5 separate regions of the Mus musculus genome follow, and regions 1, 2, 4 and 5 are each linked to region 3. Evidence: chromatin loops called from intact Hi-C (ENCODE). Cell type or tissue: heart. All regions are shown on one strand. Region 1 overlaps Srarp (steroid receptor associated and regulated protein). Region 2 overlaps Clcnkb (chloride channel, voltage-sensitive Kb). Region 3 has its middle 14 kb from the start of B330016D10Rik. Region 4 overlaps Spen (spen family transcription repressor). Region 5 overlaps Spen (spen family transcription repressor).

Region 1 (4,000 bases), 130 kb after region 3:
GACGGAGCCAAGGATACCTTGCCACCCTACAGAGGACTCGGGGCTCCACATTCGCTCCCTGCCAGCCTACCTGGTCCCCAGAATGATCCTAAAGCCCAGGGGAGCTCCCTGAAGCCTGGAGCTACTGAAAAGCACTCAACCCGGGAGAAGGTCAAACACTCACTGAAGGCTCTGACCTGTCTCTGCGGGCAGGTGGAGTAGTTTCCTAGGATCTGTCAGGGGCGGGGCTGGTGGTAGGGGCAGGGGAGGGGGTGGGCCGGGAATGCGGGTGTCTTTGAAGCCTGAAGCCAAGAAGACATATTAAATGCACCGAAGAACGGAAAAGCCAGTTATGCCTCTGTCCTCTTCGCCAAGTTCTCAGCTGGAGTCAGGCAAGAAGCCAACCAAGCACCTTCTATGTGCCCTGGGCACTGTTGCTGCCACCGCTGCCACCCCCACCCCGGGCACTCCGTCCCCCCTTCCCCCCACTGCCGCACCACGGTTTTCTTGAAGCTTGGAAAGGGAGAGAGTTGAACAAGTGATCAAATAAATAAAAAACGCTGGTTTTGAGCAAGCTGAGCGAAGGGAGTCTGACCTTGAGCATGGCGGGCCTGGCTGGCTCTGACAGGCCTTGTCTTTCTCTCCCATCTCTTTGCCTTGCTAAAAACCTAGACTCCATTCCTAAAGCTAGCCACCAAGGTCTCTCCCCTTATTTAGCACTTCCTCCTGAGGGTGACTACCAAGTCCAGCTATCAAAGTACTGAAGTCCAGCTGGGCGGGGTGGCGCACGCCTTTAATCCCAGCACTTGGGAGGCAGAGGCAGGCGGATTTCTGAGTTCGAGGCCAGCCTGGTCTACAAAGTGAGTTCCAGGACAGCCAGGGCTACACAGAGAAACCCTGTCTCAAAAACTAAAAAAAAAACAAACAAACAAACAAAAAAAAAACCAGCAAAAAACCCAAAAACACACCTCATCCTAACACAGTGTTTTTCCTTGTACCTTTCTTTATAAACCTCCATTTTCCTCCGTGCCACATCGGTCTTCTCTCTATCCAGAGGCTGACCTTTGTCCTCAGTTGATAGAAGCGGGAGACAAAGACCAATAGCTCTCTTCCCTCTTTTTCTTCCCTTTCCCCTTCTCTCTCATCTTCTATCTCCTGTCTTTGTCTCTTATTCCCTGACCTCTGTCCCTTTGGGACAAATCTCCCTTGTGCTGAGAATTTGGTCTTTCAGGTCCTGTGGTAACACAGCACGGCCTGAAAAACAGAAAAAGCCAGCCCTGAGAAAGCTTTCCCTTTTTACGGAGTCTTCTCTACCCCCATACAGATATCTCAGTCCACAGCAAGCCAGGGGGGCATTGGGGATGTCCCTAGTGTGATGGTTAGGGGCAGCATATTAGTTGCTGTCACCTTGGCTGGGGGGGGGGGTCCTGGAGGTGACTGGAAGGATGTGGAAAAGCCTAGAGGAGTACTGGGCTCAGCGAGACTCCATCCTCAAAGGAGGGAGATTGAGCTGGGGTGTAGCTCAGCCCGATACATAGGGAAGCACTGAGTTTAGTCCCCGGTACCAAAGAAGCCAGGCAGGTAGCAGCATACGCCTATAATCTCAGCACTTGGGAGATGGGGCAGGGTTATAGTCAGGTACATAGTGAATCTGAGGCCAACCTGGGCTAACATGAGAGTCTGTTTTTAAAGGGTGAGAAAGTCATATGCAGAAAGGCAGTGAAGCACCACACTGGGCACGCTGACATGCCTGTCATCCCAGCATTTGGAGGCGGAAGCAGGACCACCAGTCATCCTTAGCTACATGGGGAGTTCAAGGTCAGCAAGGCTGACCCTGTTTTAAGAAAGGAATGAAGGAAAGATGGCTCGCCGTGCAGATCCATTGGTGGGGCGCTTGCCTGGCGTGTGTGAAACCCCAGCACTCTGGAAGTAGCTAGAAGAGGATCAGAAATGCAAGGTCATCCTTGGCTTCGTAGGAAGTTTGTGGTTAGCCTGGGGTATCTCAAATAAGTGGAGAGAGAAAGAAAGGAAGAGTCACAGGCAGAGGCGGTGAGGACAGCAGGCTAACACTGCCCCCTAGGGGCACAGGACAAAATGAGCTTGTTTTGTCCCAAGTGACCTGGAGACCAGGTGGAATGGAAGGCAGCAAAGCTCCGGGATGAAAACTACTATAACGTTTACTAGTTTGTTTAATGACCACGATATTTACTTATTTAGGGTGTTTGTGGGGGGATAGAATCTTGCTACTTCTCCCTGGCTGGCCAAATTTCATGACCTAAACCAGACTGGTCTCATTCTTGGACAATTCTGCCGCCATCTTTCAAGCACTGGGACTACTCTCAGGTTGGCACGCTTGGCTGTGGCTTTTTTGTTGTTGTTGCTGTTGTTGTTGTTGTGTTTTGTTTTGTTTTTTGAGACAGGGTTTCTCTGTGTAGCCCTGGCTGTCCTGGAACTCACTCTGCAGACCAGACTGGCCTCGAACTCACAGAGATCCTCCTGCCTCTGCCTCTCAAGTACTGGCAAATTCTATCAACAGGACACAGATGTCTACTGTGACCTACCAGACCTGGTGTGATGAAACACCTCTACCCCTCTCCTCTCTCCACTTTGTTATCTGTGCGCTTACTGCCTGTTTCCCCAACTAGAAGGTCATCTCACATCAGACTGTGTGAGACCTCAAGGGCTTTCCTTAGCCTCCTTGGGCTTTCATTCTCTATTCCGTAAAATAGGTACAAGATAGTGCTTCCACTGGGGGCCGAATACAGCCCAGCAGTAGAGTGCTTACCTAGTATAGTAATAAAAAATCATTTAAAGAATGTCTCTTAGTGACGCACGCCTTTACTTTAATCCCAGCACTTGGAAGGCAGAAGAAGGCAGAGCTCTGAGTTCGAGGCCAGCCTGGTCTACAGTCTGAGTTCCAAGACAGGGAGGGCTGCACAGAGAAACTCCGTCTTGAAACAAACAAACAAAAAATTTGAAAAAGGATTCTAGAATCCTGGCACAGGCAGGGAAGAAGCCGAGGGGCTGGCCGTTATCTCAGGCCAAGGAGAGAGATCATGTAATATAAAAGACTCATGCCCACTGGGAAAGCGGGGTACGCCCTGCCCTCTCCTCTTGGGCATCCCTGAGTTAAAGAAAAGAGGTGAGAGGGATACTTGCGGAGAAGCCTGGAGCTGGACATCTCCCTCCGACCAGGAGGTGTCGCTCTACCATCAGCCGGACTGTGGTTTCCAAAAGCAAAGCCTTTGCTCTGTTCATTCCAGCTTGGAATAATGAGGGTGGATACCAAGTATGGTGACTTTACTGATTCTAGCCACTTGGTGAAGGTTCAAGGCTCAGGCACTGCTCTTGTTCTCAGTACAGGCAGCTGTCGTTGTAGGTATAAGCTAGAGGCTGTGTGGGTAGCATGCCACTCAAGACACCCTAACTCTCTCTCTCTCTCTCTCTCTCTCTCACACACACACACACACACACACACACACACACACACACGGGGTCACTGCCAGAGCTTGGCAGTACCTTCACCAATAGCCTCTCCTGGGATCTCTTCAGCAATTGCAATTCTGCCTTATGGTGCCAAGCCTCAGCGTCTCCTTGGGATCCCTTCAGCCCTGGGCCTTCTACTGCAGTAGGCTGCACCTTCATCAGTGGCTTTTCTGCACTTCTCTCCAGGAACCCCAGTCACACAGTGCCAGGTCTAGATGCTCTCCATGACCCCTCCATGCCTTCAAAACCCGCTGACACACGGGATACGCTTACACATTACAAAGTTTGGCTGCCAGTGCAAGGGAGAGCTTTGGTCCCTTCTGGACCACAGGTTCAGGATGCTGACCCAGAAGATTTCATCTCAACGATGCTGATGCTGGTCTCTCCTAAATTACAGCAGACTTCTTCAGCCCCGGCTGACCAGTGTTAATTGTTCCAGCAGAGCAAAGGTTTCAAGTAGTCATTTGTTTTGTTTTGAGACAGTCTCACTATGTAGCCCTGGCTATCTTGGAACTCACAGAGATCTACCTGTTTC
Region 2 (4,000 bases), 150 kb after region 3:
GGTCTCTGATCTGACCCTGGCTCACTGTGTACCTCAGAGACCCTCCCAGCCTCAACTCTCTCCCTCCCTGCCTTCATCCGAGAGGTTCAGGCTCACTATGCAGACCAGGCTCTTCCCTTATTCTTATAAAAATCGGTGTGTATGCGTGCATGTGCGTGCAAGTGTGTGTGTGTGTGTGTGTGTGTGCGCGCACGTGTGTGCATGTGTGTGTGTGTATACGTGCGCGTGTATGCAGTGTGCCACAGTGCGATGTGGAGCTCAGAGGACAACTTGCAGAAGTTGCTTTCCCCCTTGTGGATTCCAGGGACCAGACTGAAGTGGTCAGGCTCAGTGCAAAAGCAGTTACCCTGCCCCTTCCTACATTCTTTGAGATGGGATAGTTGATCTTAAAGAGCAGGCTGAGAGAGAAGAGAGTGACAAACCTGGAATGTGCTTGCGCACAGTAGGTGCTTTATTACAGCTTGGTTCCTTCATCTCTAGAGGCAAATGCTGCCGTGGGCTCCAGCCTGGGCACCCTTTTCTCTAGGAACCTCCCCCGCCCCCTGCCCATGTCCTCCTGTGTTGCTTCTAACTCTTGCTGTGTGGGCACCCCCCCCATAGTTCTGGATGCTGATTTTGGCAACCACCATCCCCATCCCTGCTGGATACTTCTTGCCCATCTTTATCTATGGTAAGACTGGAGTCCTGGATGTCTGAGAGGGTTTGGGGGGCATAGGACATGACTTCCGGTATCATCTCCCTCCCAAAGTGGTACCGGGGATGGGGTCGGGATGAGGGCCTGAGGGGTCAGGTCAGCCTGGTTGCTTCATTCATCCTAAATCTGTGGCAGGAGCTGTCATTGGGCGCCTCTTTGGGGAGGTTCTATCTGTCGCCTTCCCAGAGGGCATTGTGGCTGGAGGCAGGGTCAATCCCATCATGCCCGGGGCCTATGCTCTGGCAGGTGAGTGTATCTGGGGCCAGCAGGTGGGTCCCCCCCTCCTCAGTAGGCCCCGTCTATTCCCTGAGCCCTACCACCCCCAAGCCCGCTTTCTCTTCGTTTTCCTTCCCATCCCCCACGTGCTCTGCACTCTTTCCTCTCGGCAAGGCTAGAACCTTCCAACAGTTGTGGTGTGTGCTCTTTGTGCACTGCTGAGCCTAACCACGGTCGCACTGTGCCTACCTTGCCCTCTGGGGGAGCCTGGCTCCTGGCCTGGGACACCCCCCCCCCACCTTGGCTGTGTCCCTGCAGGTGCTGCTGCCTTCTCAGGGGCGGTGACCCACACCCTCTCCACGGCACTGCTGGCCTTTGAGGTAACGGGCCAGCTCGTTCACGCACTGCCTGTGCTGATGGCTGTGCTGGCGGCCAACGCCATCTCTCAGAGCTTCCAGCCCTCTTTCTACGATGGCACCATCATTGTCAAGAAACTGCCGTACCTGCCGTGGATCCGTGGCCGACAGATTGGGTGAGCCTCGGGCTGGCTGATGGTGTGATGATGCCCAGGGTGGTTGGGGGTGGAGGGACTCCTGGAAAAGCCCATCACAGCTGACCTTGAACTGTAGGATGATAGGGCTGATACACACCCGCCCTCTGGTCCCCACAACATCCCCCAGCCCATGAGCTAGATGAAGAAGCTAAGTCTCTGTCAGGCAAGGCTGATAGGAAATGAGCAACAGACAGGAGGGGCCCCTCTCTTTCCCTCCCCTTCTCTGATGGCTTCCTGGTAGCTGTCCCACAAATGGGCTCAGAGACCCCACCTTGATCGGATTGTACCCTAGTATCTTTGGTCCCAAAGTGGCACATCTCAAAGGCTCCAAGTGTCACTGAACACAAGGTCCAGCTCCAAACAATCCTCAGTTTCCCAGTCTTTAGATAGCTGTGGTTCCCATCGCTTCTTTTTTTAGAACCTATGGGTTCCTCTGAACCAAACCCATCCTTGGGACTCACAGGTCTTCTCCCAGCAAGGCTCCTTGGGATGACCCTGTCTTGCCCCAGGCCGGTATCATCCCATTTCCAGGCCTGACTGATGTCTCCCTCTGCCCACAGTTCCCACTCTGTAACTGTGGGTCACTTCATGAACTGCGCCCTCACTACACTGGCCAAGGACATGCCCCTGGAGCAAGTGATCCAAGTCGTGATCTCCACAGATGTGACCCAGTACCCCCTGGTGGAGACTACAGGTATTCCACAGCCATTGAGGAGAAAGTGGCTGTCTGGGAGGAGGCTTTGGGCTTCCCCCTGCTTCCCTTTAAGGGCCCCGCGTGTCAGGGCAGCAAGGGCAAGCAGGGTGTTAGATCTGTCCCTTAATCGAGACTCTGCAACTTGGTAGCTGTGTGACCCAGGGCAAGTCTCCTAATTTCTCTGAGCTCCAGTTTCTTCGTGGAGAAAATGGACCCAATAGCCACTTCTGGAGAAAGTAGAAAGTAGGGGTGATGTGCTTAATGAAAAAGATGAGAGGTGCTTGTAAGACTGCCTGGGACTGGCTCTTTGGATTCCTGGACCCAAGCCTCATGGGCTGACTCTTCACATTCCTGAGTGTTCCTCCCCCGCCCCCCCCCCCCGCTGTTCCATTTGCCAAGATGAGCTCATCCTTTTAAAGGCAGAAGGATGGTGCTAAGTCTCAGAGAGAGACTAACGAGCGCCCCTCTCCAGTTCACAGAGCGTGGTCCTTATGGGAGGGAGATAGCCCAGGTAGGGGAGGAGCTACCTGAAGCTCCCGGAGCACCTGTCCATCCGTGTGTCCCCTCTGTGCCAACAAGGCAGGGTGCACACTCAGTCAGGGTAGCACTGTTGGGGCCTGTGACCCATTTGCCCTTGGGCAGACCACTTGAGCCGTGAGCAACATGAACAACCAAGGTCACCCATATGCCCCACAGCGAGCAGAATAAACTCACCTATGAGGGAAAGAACCTTGTGGTTCTCTTGGGCTCTATGACCGGCAGTGTCCTTGTGTGGAAAGTAGGAAGGGCCATCATAGGTTGCCACCCAAACGTCAGGGACTTCGCTCTCACCAATGGGAGAGATCACAGCAAACACATTTTCTACTTATTTTACATAGCGATGGCCCTTCCAAGAGGCTTCACCTCCTAGAACCAAGAATGGCTTTGGACTCCGCACATCTCCCTGACTAGATTCCACAGCCTACCCTAGAAACAAACCACTGGTTTATTAAAGGAGGGAGGGACACTTCTATTGTAGCATTTGGTTACCAAGTGTGTCTGTGGTGGCAAGGACTGAATTCAGGGCCAGCACATGCTAAGCAAGCCCTCCGCTACTGAGTGATAGCCATGCCTAGTCCCTGGGGTTTTATTTAATGGAGAAAGAGAATATCAAGCTGGATCCTTAGTGAAGAATGGGAAGAATGCCTACGACTCTCAAGATGCCCGGAAACTCCCTCCATGCATCCAGGCTATTCCCTGTATCCACGCTAGCCCCGGCACACAGTAGGATCTCAGATTGGAGTGTACCTCTGGGATCATTTTTCCATTGACCTGACTCAGATTTTAAACAACTGCAAGGGAAACAGAGAAGAAGGACAGCCCAGCTGTGACACCGATATGTCAAGAGGCTAATGTCCATAGCTTCCACCTCTTAAAATGTGGTGGGGTTGGGGGTAGGGTGTCTTAGAATATCTGCTGGCCCACTGGCTGCCTTACCCAGCTGCACTCAGCTGGCATGTCATTATGGAAGCTGAATGGTATAGAGTAACAATTAACCCACCAGATAACCAGTTTCCTCTTCTGTAAGCTGGGTGGTAAGAATTCTAACAGATCACACACAAGTAGTGTAGTTTCCTCAGACACCAGAGCGCCTAGCATGTTCTTGGCACATAGTAGGTGCTCAGTGAATATGACTTACATTTATAATGATCTATGTTCATAATGCGTCCCTCTCTCTTTGAATGTTAGAGTCTCAGACCCTGGTGGGCGTTGTAAAAAGGACCCACTTGGTGCAAGCCCTCCAGACTGAGCCAGCTTCCTGGGCTCCAGGCCAGCAGGTGGGTCCTCCTGCCAGAGGGGGACA
Region 3 (4,000 bases):
CTCAGAAATCAGTCAGGCTTAGAGGCAGAGAATTAAGTGAAACTGCTGACAGGAATGTTGTGGTTGTTTACATTGATTAATTGTGTGTGTGCGCGCGCGCGTGCGTGCACGTGTGTACTCACACTGAGCGAGTCCATACAGGCCAGAGGAGGAAGTCAGGGTTTCCCACTGGACCTGGAGTTTGCCTGGCAGCCCCAGTGAGTCCCACCCCCACCCCTGCTGCTGCCCACCATATGCCAGGCTTACATGGTGTCACATGTATCCACAGGTATCCATGGTGACATATGCCAGGCTTACATGGTGTCACATGTATCCACAGGTATCCATGGTGACATTCTTGCCTTTGTTTGGGTGCTGTGGTTGTGCCACAGTGTCTTGCCCACTGGAGCTATTCTGAGACCGGGCCTTAGATCACTTAGTTGATCTCAGTTGTACCTTTTAGCTGAAGAGGGCCTTGCATTTACTTCTGATCATGCTTTCTCTGACTGGGACGCGGGGGAGACCGACAGAGTTTATTCTTTTTTTTTTTTTTTGGATTTTCGAGAAAGGGTTTCTCTGTGTAGCTCTCGCCTGCCTCTGCCTCCCGAGTGCTGGGATTAAAGACGTGCACCACCACGCCTGGCTCAGAGTTTATTCTTGGGTTTGTTCTTTTTATACATATTTACTTTTGCCAAGCAGATGGAACACACTTTCTTTCTTTCTTTTTTTTTTTTTTTAAGATTTATTTTATTTATATGAATACACTGTAGCTGTCTTCAAATACACCAGAAGAGGGCATCAGATACCATTACAGATGGTTGTGAGCCACATGGTTCAATTCCCATGTGGTTGCTGGGAATTGAACTCAGGACCTCTGGAAGAGCAGTCAGTGCTCTTAACTGCTGAGCCATCTCTCCAGCCCCAGGAACACACTTTCAAAGCTGTTGGTTTTGGGCCCTGTGACAGGGACTGAAGTACATATTTTACATATCAAAGCAGACCTGGCCTCCAGGTTCTCCCAGCATCCCAGTCTTTGCCTGGCCAACTGTGCCCCCAACCTTGAATTTTCCAGCCCTGGCAGGGACTGGGCTGTCTTTTCCCCAGAGGCTCCTCCCTGTATAATCCAGACATCATTTTGGCGTCCCCCTCTCTCCTCTCCTCTTCTTTCTCTGTGTGTGCTTGATCGAGCGGGAGCCTTTCTCTCTTTCTCTTCCCCTACCCACCTCTCCCCACGGTGACTCCCCCGACCTCAATCAAATACAAGCAGAGGCAAGCAGATCTTGGTGAGTTCTGGGCCAGCCAGAGCTACAAAGTGAGACCCTGCCTAAGGGAGAGAGAGAGAATTCATGTTTAAAATTATGAGTATATATTGCTGGGGTCGGGGGGTGCACACCTTTAATCCCAGCATTGCAGGGACAGAGAAGAGGATCTTTGAGTTCAATGCCAGCCTGGTCTACAAAGCACGTTCCAGTGCACCCAGAGCTGTTACATAGAGAAACCCTGTCCTGGGAAAACAAAACAAAACAAAAGATGTATGTATGTATGTATCTGGGTGAATATGCACCTGAGTGCAGGCCCCCTTGTCCCTTGGAGTTCAGAAAATGGCATCGGAGTTCCTGCAGCTGGTGCCACAAGCAGCTGTGGTAGCATTATAGGAGTGTGTCTTCAAGTCTGGCAGTATCTACATTTTTTTTTCTTAATAACAAAACAAACAAAAAACCCAGCTGGGCAATGGTGGCACAGAGGCCTATAATCCCTGCACTTGAGATGCAGAGACAGGAGGCTCTCAAGAGTTCAAGGCCAGCCTGCTCTACAGAGTGAGTTCTAGGACAGTCAAAGGTTCTATAGAGAGATTCTGTCTCAAAATAAATCAATTAATTAAAAACAAAAACTAACAAACCAAAACACAGACAAAGAAGCAGGGTTGGAGAGACGGCTCAGTGGTTAGGAGTACCTGCTGCTCTTGCAGAGAGGACCCGGGTTCAGTTCCTCTCACCCACCTGGAGGCTCACACCTGTAACTCCAGTTTCAGGGGCTCTTGACAACTTCTTCTGGCCTTTGAGGGCCCTGGGCGTGCACGCGGTGCGCATGCATACATGAAATAAAATAAAATAACAAATCTTAAAAGACAAAACCAGAAAAGAGTGGGGTTGGGTATTGGTGGTTTGTTCCTGAAATCCCAGCTTTTGAGGGTTTGAGGTCAGTGGTCTGCTTCAAGTTTGAGGCTAGCTGGAGATACTGTTGGGTTATACAGGGAGTTCCAGGTCACCCTTGAAAACTCGTCTCAAAACCAAAACCGTAAAGTACAACAAAAGTTTTAGGACAATGACCTCTATGCTACCTGGGTTCTTCCTCCCGCAGGTACACCTGCTACCTCCAGGGGGCAGCACTAGCCAGCCTGAGTCCAAAGTCCACCCTGAATGGCACCAAAAGGGAGTGCGGTGAGAGAGGAGGGGAAAGGAAAAGAAAAGGTCAGAAAGGGGCTGGAAATGCCCGTGAGGACGGCACATGCATCCACGCTAGTATAGATGCAAAGATTTCCTTTTTCTTTTTGACAAGGGAATTCTAGCACAAAAGCCATTTAGCCCGACTAAAGGCAAAGAGGCCGAGGCAGTGGCTGGCATAAGCCAGGCCGGGCTTTCAGAGGCGCCCACAGACACTTTTGTCTGCAGAGTCCCGGGGACGCACAGCGCTGGGTCCAGTAGTTCTCACGGGCGCAAAGGCGACCAGTAAGCAAGTGAGCGGAGCTAGGCTCCTGATCCAGGTCTGTCCTTCCTCTGAGGGCAGAAGAGATGCATTCCAAGATGTCCAATCAGAAAACGGGACTGGCAGGGCTTGCCGCTCCGACCCAGTGAGGTGTTTGTCGAGCATAATCAGAGCTTGCAAAGGCGCTGAGGCCCTTCAGATGGAAAGGTGCCCTGTGCACAAAGCAAGGTGAACTGGGGTTGCTCTGAGGGCAGCCATATTTTGTGGGCGTCGCCGCAGCTGTTATTTGCTGAGGCACGGTGGGGTGGGGGTTGGGGGGGGGGACGACGACGACAAAGTAGGTTAAGATCACGTGGGCACCGCCTTACAACGTGACCCAGAATTGGGCCACAGGAAACCAGTACAGGCAGACTCTCACATCAGGTGGTGGAGAGAAATTTCACAGTAAATAGCCGAGATCCCCAGGGGCTAAATGCTTGGCTTCACCATTGCACAATCGCCTAGAAAAATCTGCTGGGGCCAATTAGAACACGCACCGGGCTTCTGGCTTTACAGGAAGGAGACCCGTCAGCATTACTCAGCAAACCTCTTCCCTCAGCCTGCAATTGGCTTCTGCAGTTTTCTGAGAACTGGGCGTTTGTTCCTAATTAATCCTAAAAGGCCTGGTGCTGGGTAACAGCAGGTAGTCTAATTAAGCATCCCCGCGTTGCCACACTTAGGAAGACATATGGGAACCCCAAAGAGTTCCTAATGTCTCAGTTCCTAAATTTAATCCTAAACTGTTCCCCCGAACCCTCTCATGTGATTTTGGCTAATTGTATAACGTCTTATTCTCCGGTGCTGAAAGGAGGGAACGGGAAAACGGTGCCCTCAGTCGATTCTCCCCTTGCAGGATCGCTCAGGACCCAAGTGTCAGAAGATGAGGAAGCAGCCTGCAGAGTTTAGCAGCTTAGCAATGAAGGACACGAGAATGCACTGACTCTGTGTGTGTGTGTGTGTGTGTGTGTGTGTGTGTGTGTGTGTGCGCGCGCGCGCGCACGCGCATGTGTATAATGTGCATGTGCATGTGTGTGGACATACCTGGGAACCCACAGAGGTCAGAAGAGGAAGTGAGGGATCACTCTGACCTTTTCTCCTTTTTTTAAAGACTCACTGCTGAGCAGCTCATGGTGGCGTTCGCCTTTAATCCCGGCACTAGGGAGGGAGAAGCTGGAGGATCTCTTTGAGTTTGGGGCCAGCCTGTACTACATAGAGAAACTCCATATCACAACAGCAAACCAAAAAAAAGCAAACAAACAAAGAAGTTATATAGCAT
Region 4 (4,000 bases), 68 kb after region 3:
ACCGAGTGTGGACTCCAGAAATCTTGGCCTCAGCGTGGCCCTGATAGCTAGTTGTTGCCGTTTTTCGTTGTTCATGTTTCTCCTTCTGTTTGTCATTACTAAGGTCTGTGTCCCCCGTTGTGTGTTTGCTGTTCTGATTGCAGTAGCGACTCCAGCAGCACGGCCAGTGACGACTCTCCGGCCCGCTCTGTTCAGTCGGCTGCAGTCCCCGCACCCACTTCCCAGTTGCTTTCGTCCCTTGAAAAAGATGAGCCCCGGAAAAGTTTTGGGATCAAAGTTCAGAATCTTCCAGTACGCTCTACAGGTAAGTTTTATATGAGTGCAGTTTCCTCTCAGCTGAGGGAGATGGCAGCACTCACAGAGGAGCTAGAGTGGGTGGGGCAGTTTAAGTCCTGCCTTTGTGGCTTATTAGCATTTGATGCCACAAACAAAAAGCAGGTGAGTATAAATAACTGTACAGGGCTTATTTGCTAAGCATTGAGAGCAAGCTCGTCAGCAGGAGAAGGGAGAGGAGGGAAGTCATGCCGTGAGGGAAGCAGGCAGGGTCAGCATGGGACATCCTCAGGCGGTCAGCGGTCAGCATGGGAACGATCCTCAGGCGATCAGCTGGCCACGGTAAGGAAGCAAGGCTCAGGGACAGCAGGCTTAGGATGCGCATTGTATGCAACAAGATAAAAAGACAGAAGCAGCAATTGGGCTTTGGAGTTGAAGCTCTGGAGTTGAAGCTCAGAAAAGCAGGCACAGGAACAACAGTGTTTTATTTATGGGCAACACACACACACACACACACACACACACACACACACACACACACGTACATGAATATCACAGATACAGGCAGATACATGGTTTGCTTTTGAAATAGATACTTTTCTAGATTAAATATTCTGGTTTGAGGGAAGCAGGTAACATGAGAAGATGTGCTTGTCTTGTTTGACTCTGTAGACACAAGCCTTAAAGACGGCCTTTTCCATGAGTTTAAGAAGTTTGGCAAGGTGACGTCAGTGCAGATCCACGGGGCCTCCGAGGAGAGATACGGCCTGGTGTTCTTCCGGCAGCAAGAGGACCAAGAAAAAGCATTGACCGCATCCAAGGGGAAGCTCTTCTTCGGCATGCAGATCGAGGTGACTGCATGGGTAGGACCAGGTGAGACTGCAGAGTTGACTTTCATTCAGAGCAGCATGCCACCCACGTCGGTTTGTGAGTGGTACTTAGGGCTTGGCACTGTCTGCTTTCATTTCTTAATTTACTGGCCCAATGTCTTAGTTTTTAAAGGGTGGGGTACTGAGTTGTGCTTTTGCCATGGAGAAACCCGCACCTTTTGAAATAGATACTTTTCTAGATTAAATATTCTGGTTTGAGGGAAGCAGGTAACATGAGAAGATGTGCTTGTCTTGTTTGACTCTGTAGACACAAGCCTTAAAGAATCTGATTGTAGCTCAGGCCACATGCGGACTCAGCCTTCCCTAAAGGATGGGAGTGATTGACGTGTAAAAGTGAGACCAGAATTAGCCTGCATGTGAATATCATTTGAGGGAGTCATTTGCATTTTGTCCAGCATAAATTAAATCTGCTATTTTAGGTGACTATTACAGATTTTGGGTTATCTCATTACTGGATCAGAGCCTGGACCTGGAGGCAGCCTTAAGCTAGGCTCAGCCATCATCCTCAGAACCTGAGTTAGTGTGAAAGTGAACAGCCCAGGGTGCTTGGTGTGAGAGCCCCCATCACTACTCTTGCAGAGACACTGGGTTGATTCTCAGGACCCACATGAGGCAGCTCCCAACCGCCCGTGACTCCATTCGCAGGCATCTGCGTCCTCTTCTGGTCTCTGGACACCACATACACATGGCACACATTCACACACATAAACGACGAAAACTTTAAAAAGAAGTGAAAAGCAGAGAAGAGAGACAGCACAGTATTCAGTGACTGCATCAAGGAGACCACGGATACCCCAACACCCCAGTCTTTCTTCAGGGTCGTGACATGAGATTAGTGTTTAATTAGAGGATAGAAGGTGCATATTGTTACTGTAGTCATTGGTGGGGAAAGTGACGTAAGTGACAAAGGGCATGCTCTGGCTCACAGTTCTGCTGTCCATCTCGGGGTCGGGAAGAGGCAGTCGGGAGCTGCTCATGTGTATCAGCGCCTAAATGCAGTTGCTACCCACATTTAGGGTCACCTTCCTACCTCTGTTTCCCTACTCTAGAAAGTCGTCACCACACATCCACATAGTTCCATGATAGTTCTAAGGTCCTCTCAAATGACAGTCAGATGAGACATCATACCAGAATCCAGAGGACATTCTTTGTCTCATTACCCACTGAGTTGTAAGTGTGCTGCCCCAAATTACACTCAACTAAGAACAGCTCACGAGCTCTTTATTGTTTTGTTTTCTTGAGACAGAATCTCACTGTGTAGCACAGGCTAGTCTAGAACTCACTGTGTAGTCCAGAATTCCCTTGAACTTAGGGTAGTCCTCCTGCCTCCGCCTCTGGAGTGCTAGGTTACAAGTGAGCGTCACCACAGGTATCAGGGGTTCTCCTTGGATTGCTGCGGACATTATACAGCTCTTGAGAAATACTCAGTGTGTACCTAACCGTGTAGGTCTGAGGCCATCATCAGTCAGTTGTTAACTAATGAAGGTATAACTCAGGGGCATCTGTGTAAGATGGATTAGTGTAGAAGGCCTTCTAATCTTAGTGTGTAGCATTCAAAAACAGTTGGGTTATTACTCATTCTTTTGAGACAGTTTTATTATTTAAAGCAGGCCAACCTTAAAGTCAACATCTGTTGCTTACAGTTCCCAAATGCTGGGGTTAGAGATGGGGACCACCATGCTCAGTTTATCTTTTGTTTGTTAAAGACAGGGTTTTATGAAGCCCAGGCTAGCCTTGAATCTGCTTTGTAGCAAAGACTAGCTTCAGACTCCTGTTCCTCTGCCTCCACCTCTGCTGGGGTTACAGAAGTGTGTCTCCCATGCCTGGCTTCATTGCGTGCATGCGTGCATGCATGCGTATGTATGTTAGTGTTAGGATTGAGCTCAGAGTTTTGTGCATGCTACACAGTGCTCCACTTCTGAGCTATATCATCAGCTTGTCTACATATCTTATTTTTTGTTTTGTTTTTTTGAAGACAGGGTTTCTCTGTCTTCAGAGATCCACCTCCCTCTGCCTCCCGAGCTGGGGTTGTAGGCATGCACCATCACGTCCAGCTTTCTGAAACTTTTCGTTGTGTTGGGTTTGTTTTTCATTTTCATAAGTAGAGAACATGTAGTGCTGAGCTGTAACTGTCAAAGCCTTGAGTGTCAGTGTCTGCATTAATAAGTGGAGCTCTAACAAAGCTGGGATTATATTAGATGTGGGAGCAAGGCTTTTCATTATAAAACAAAATGGAAAGAAACCTTACACAAGTTGTTAGGGACCTCATAACACCAAAGAGAGAACCCATGCATGTCACTTGAATCACTTTCTACATAGTTACTCTTACAGCTGGAAGTCTTTGTAAATTAATTATTTCAGAATAGTACTTGTACGGGTCTTGGGCCTGCATATATGTCTGTGTACCTGTCTGTGCCTGGTAGTCATGGAAAGTCAAGGTGTTGGATCCTTTGGAACTGGGTGCTGGGAATTGAACCTGGGTCCTTTGCAAGAGCAGCCAGTGCCTGACTACAGAGCCATCTTTCCATCCCCCAGAAATCTTAATTTAGACATTTGAATTACTACATTAATGTAGTGTCCATGAAATGTACCATTAAAATCTTGAAAGTAAATGAAACTAGCCAATGAATTGGAGCTGTTACTGCTGAGCCGTATTTCATTGTAGATTATAGAGTATGTGTAGGTTTTTTGTTTGTTTGTTTGTTTGTTTGTTTGTTTGTTTGTTTTGAGATAGGGTTGCCCTGTGCAGCCCACAGTTGCCAAGAACTCACTCTCTATATGGCACAGGCTGGCTTTGAACTCTCAACTCTCCTGGGTCTGCCTTCTAAATGCTAGGA
Region 5 (4,000 bases), 54 kb after region 3:
GCCACAGTGAACATGTCTGCCCTTCCGCGCCTTCCATCTTGTTTGAGGCATGGTCTCTTGTTCCCCACTGCTCCTGCCAGGCTAGCTGGCCTTAAGTTACGGCTTTCTTATGGAATACAGATACATCCGTAGGTCTGTCTGGTTCTAGGGATGGAAACTAACGCTCTCAAGTCCAATGTCTCTCCAACCCTTGATCAGTTTTTTGGAGAGAGGCTCTTGGCAGTGCCCCGCTCGTGTGTGTGAGGATATTAGGTGCGTGCCACCATGGTGGGCTTGGTAAGATCTTTCTAAAGTTAGGTAATGCTTTTGTTACGACATTTTCATAAGATAGCCATTATAGTGTATATGAGTGTTTATTTTATTACCTGGTCATGCTTGCTATGATAATATATCATTTACTAGAAAGTCCCGCATGTGGGAGCAGCTTCATAAGTATATTAAGAATTTCTTTTTTATATAGCTGTTTTCATGCACACCAGAAGAGGGCATCAGATCCCTCTTCAACAGATGGTTGTGAGCCACCATGTGGTTGCTGGGAATTGAACTCAGGACCTTTGGAAGAGCAGTCAGTGCTCTTAACCACTGAGCCATCTCTCCAGTCCCAAGTAACCAAGTAAGAGTTTTTGGGTTTTTTTGTTTTTTGTTTTTTGTTTTTTTTTTTTGGTGGTTTTTTTTTGTTTGTTTGTTTGTTTGTTTTTGGTTTTTTGAGACAGGGTCTCTCTGTATAGCCCTGGCTGTCCTGGAACTCACTTTGTAGACCAGCCTGGCCTCGAACTCAGAAATCTGTCTGCCTCTGCTGCCTCCCGAGTGCTGGGATTAAAGGCGTGCGCCACCACACCTGGCATGTAAGAGTTTCTTGCTGAGTGTGGTGACACATACCTTTAGTCCCAACCCACGGTGGGGGGGGTGGGGGGGCAGAGGCAGGCTCGCCTGTTCTACATAGTGAGACCCTGTGTCCTGAATAAAGGAATAAGTCAGCGTAAGATGAATTGCTTCAATTGAAACGGTATTTTTTCCATTTGAGTGTTATGGAGAAAAAAAGAAGTACACACATGAGAATTTGTGATAGTCAGCAATTAGGTTTATATTGCTTTTTTTGGACTAACAAATGAAATATATATATATTTTGGGGCCCTTAGGAAGATTTCAAGTAAAGGTTTAGAGAATTTCTTTTTTACTTAAAGCAGCCAATGTCAAAAATTAAAGATAGAGGGTTGTTTTGTTTTGAGGAGGGGCTATTGGGTATGGGATCTAGGCCCTTTGTCCTGCTCTCCACTAAGCTCCACCCTCTAGCTGTATGTACTCTTAAGAGGGATGCCTCTTATGTAAGCCCAGGTGAGGGGCTGCGTTGCCTTACATGAATTACTTGAGCCTCTCCAGGGTTCAGAAAACAGCATCAAAGAAAATGTGCTGAGCAAAAACTATAATCATGACTGTGGGCCTTTCTAGCCATTAGGTGATGTTTCTAGTTTGTAATTCCCTACTGTTCATGGTGGAATCCAGTAGAAGTCAGATAATGGTATTATCCACTAGGGTTTCTGCTTCCTTGAAGTATGGTATCCAGATTTTCCTGGAAGTTATCTTCAGAACTGGTAGTCAGTGGCCAGACCCGAGGGACAGCAACTCCTCACCTCCCGCCCCCACGCCCAGAGTGTTCGTGCATGCTCCGCTTCATGCAGTGTAGGGCTGTTGAAAGGTGGAGTGTGTTTAGTAGAGTATTCTGGTGAGGATGGACGGACGGACTGCAGGTTTTCCCTTCCCATCCATGGCAACCTGCAGGGGTCACTGTGTGGCCTTCTTTAGCAGATGTTCTGTTTTGGCCACTGCAGGCCTTGCTTGCCACACAACCTTGTGTCTTAAGGCTGTGGGGCATGGCTGGGCTGGGAGTGGTGTGAGTTAAGGCAGGAAAGATGGGAGCCCAGTTCCAACTTCGATGAGCCAGGGGCAGGTGCATTCCTAGCTGGTTTCCCAGAAACGATGTCAAATCTAGAATTTTAGTAACGCTTAAAAGAAGTGTTTGTGTATGTGTGTGTGCATCTGTCTGACTGTCTGTCTGTCTGTCTGTCTGTCTGTCTGTCTTTTGGTGGTTTTCTGGCCAGAAGAATAGGTCTTCAGTTTGGGGCTTAGATGCTGAGCTTACTGGGGTTTGCTCTGCCCCTGGAGAAAAGAACCTGGAGCCCGTGGCTGAGTTTTGTTTGAGAAGCTAGGAACTGTGTTTGTATCTTGAACCAGCCTGAACTGGAATTATCCGGTTTGAGTTGGCTGTTTGCCACCTCCTGAAAGCTTCCTTGTTTTGCCAGCCTTTGCCTTGTTTGTGGCGTTGCTGGGTGCAGTGGGCAGAAACTGCTGCTGGGACTGTCCAGCCTGGTAGCATGGGTGTGCTCTTGGGGGCGGTGTCCACCAAGCCCAGAGGCGGGGCCGCTGGCCGGCTGCTGTCATAAGTCCTCTTGTCCTCCGCCTCTGCTGTAGTCCACCGTCCTCCTGTCTCTGCCTTTTCCATCGAGCAGGTGACCAGAGCTCCCTGGAGCTGCTTTTAGCCTTGCCAGGCTTTCTGTTCTTTCCCTTGGACTGTGCCAGGGTTGGTTTTGGTTAGGTTGAAAGTAATTGAAACAGGTTATGGTAAATCTGTGCTTGATGGAGTGTGGATTTTTTTTTTTTTTTTTTTTTGGTTTTCCTAGACAGGGTTTCTCTGTATAGCCCTGGCTGTCCTGGAACTCACTCTGTAGACCAGGCTGGCCTCGAACTCAGAAATCCGCCTGCCTCTGCCTCCCAAGTGCTGGGACTAAAGGCGTGCGCCACCACGCCCGGCTCTGGAGTGTGGATTTTAACTTTGATGAAATGTTTGTTTGTTTTCGAAGCAGGGTCTCACTGTGTAGCCCTGGCTGCTTTGGAATTTACTATGTAGACCAGGCTGACCTTCGAACTCAGAGGCGCACCTTTCTCTCCCTCCAGGTGCTGGGATTAAAGGTGCTGCCCTGTCTCCTTTGTTCTGTTTTTATACAAGTTTCTCAAGTAGCCCGGGCTGGCTTCCACTTTCTGGAGGTTCTAGAAATTCTGAGGACTTATGACAGCATCCTCACTCCTGAGCGTCGGCCTATAGGAGTGAGAGCCCTGGCTCTGGGCTTTTTATTTAGTAACTCCTTGCCATTTTTTCTCTCTTTTAAAAAATAATTTATTTTTACTTTGTGTGAATTAGTGTTTTGCTTGCATGCATGTCTGTGTGTGAGGGTGTCAGATCTTGGAGTTACACTTGAGAGCTGCCATGATGGGTCTTGAACCCGGGTCCTATTGAAAAGCAGTCTAGGCTCTTTACCTCTGAGCCCTCTCACTGGCTTTAACTTCTCTCTCTCTTTTTTAAAATATTATTTTTATTTAATATATACAAGTATATTGTATCTGCCTTCAGACACTCCAGAAGAGGGCATCAGATCCTATTACAGATGGTTGTGGGTGCTGGGACTTGAACTCAGGACCTCTGGAAGAGCAGTCAGTGTTCTTAACCACTGAGCCATCTCTCCAGCCCAATTTTTCCTTTTTTTTTTTTTTTAAATATTTATTTATTATTTTATGTAAGTACACTGTAGCTGTCTTCAGACACACCAGAAGAGGGCATCAGATGTCATTACGGATGGTTGTAAGCCACCATGTGGTTGCTGGGATTTGAACTCAGGACCTTCAGAAGAGCAGTCAGTGCTCCTAACCACTGAGCCATCTCTCCAGCCCCCCCCCTTTTTTTTTAAATCATCTTTTTTTTTTTTTTTAGATTTATTTATTATATGTAAGTACACTGTAGCTGTCTTCAGACACTCCAGAAGAGGGCATCAGATTTCGTTACAGATGGTTGTGAGCCACCATGTGGTTGCTGGGATTTGAACTCGTGACCTTCGGAAGAGCAGTCGGCGCTCTTAACCACTGAGCCATCTCGCCAGCCCCTCCTTTTTTTTTTTTTTTTTATTTTTTTAAATGATGGAGATGGGAGCTAAGATTTAATCCCCCCTGA

Evidence for each region. Peaks named below come from ENCODE experiments on the same cell type or tissue, not always from the same donor. Only the 100,000 strongest peaks of a DNase experiment are listed, where the experiment ranks them.
Region 1: it touches region 3 in a loop (5-fold over the local background); 17 of 42 quality-filtered maps call a loop at or near these places.
Region 2: it touches region 3 in a loop (5-fold over the local background); 24 of 42 quality-filtered maps call a loop at or near these places.
Region 4: a loop joins it to region 3, with 1.8 times the contacts of the local background. A loop is called at or near these places in 14 of 42 quality-filtered maps.
Region 5: a loop joins it to region 3, with 2.3 times the contacts of the local background. A loop is called at or near these places in 5 of 42 quality-filtered maps.

Annotation. Positions count from the first base shown.
Region 1 is chr4:141,429,230-141,433,229 of GRCm38, reverse strand. Srarp (steroid receptor associated and regulated protein) reads left to right here. Exons shown (of 2, transcript NM_001033374.3): 2 at 1-558. The coding sequence ends at 201. Among named protein-coding and RNA genes, the nearest start is that of Srarp, 4.9 kb to the left of the region's middle. In heart, CTCF peaks have their summits at 2,057 (motif pointing left) and 3,172 (motif pointing right); a DNase peak (open chromatin) is centred at 2,039.
Region 2 is chr4:141,405,246-141,409,245 of GRCm38, reverse strand. It overlaps Clcnkb (chloride channel, voltage-sensitive Kb), which reads left to right. Exons shown (of 20, transcript NM_019701.2): 13 at 601-670; 14 at 830-940; 15 at 1,229-1,442; 16 at 2,024-2,157; 17 at 3,886-3,974. Among named protein-coding and RNA genes, the nearest start is that of Gm34693, 6.6 kb to the right of the region's middle. In heart, a CTCF peak has its summit at 2,150 (motif pointing left); a DNase peak (open chromatin) is centred at 2,145; H3K27ac peaks cover 2,271 bases; H3K27me3 peaks cover 1,156 bases.
Region 3 is chr4:141,558,506-141,562,505 of GRCm38, reverse strand. No RefSeq gene overlaps it. Among named protein-coding and RNA genes, the nearest start is that of B330016D10Rik, 14 kb to the right of the region's middle. In heart, CTCF peaks have their summits at 767 (motif pointing right), 2,135 and 2,358 (motif pointing right); DNase peaks (open chromatin) are centred at 2,050, 2,385 and 3,125; H3K4me3 peaks cover 1,819 bases; H3K27ac peaks cover 1,682 bases.
Region 4 is chr4:141,490,542-141,494,541 of GRCm38, reverse strand. It overlaps Spen (spen family transcription repressor), which reads left to right. Exons shown (of 16, transcript NM_019763.2): 4 at 144-304; 5 at 946-1,146. Among named protein-coding and RNA genes, the nearest start is that of Gm4123, 43 kb to the left of the region's middle. In heart, no CTCF peak of the experiment used is centred here; no DNase peak of the experiment used is centred here.
Region 5 is chr4:141,504,899-141,508,898 of GRCm38, reverse strand. All of the region lies in intron 3 of Spen (spen family transcription repressor), which reads left to right. Among named protein-coding and RNA genes, the nearest start is that of Gm4123, 29 kb to the left of the region's middle. In heart, CTCF peaks have their summits at 492 (motif pointing right), 1,772 (motif pointing right) and 2,404; DNase peaks (open chromatin) are centred at 1,750 and 2,378; H3K27ac peaks cover 1,023 bases.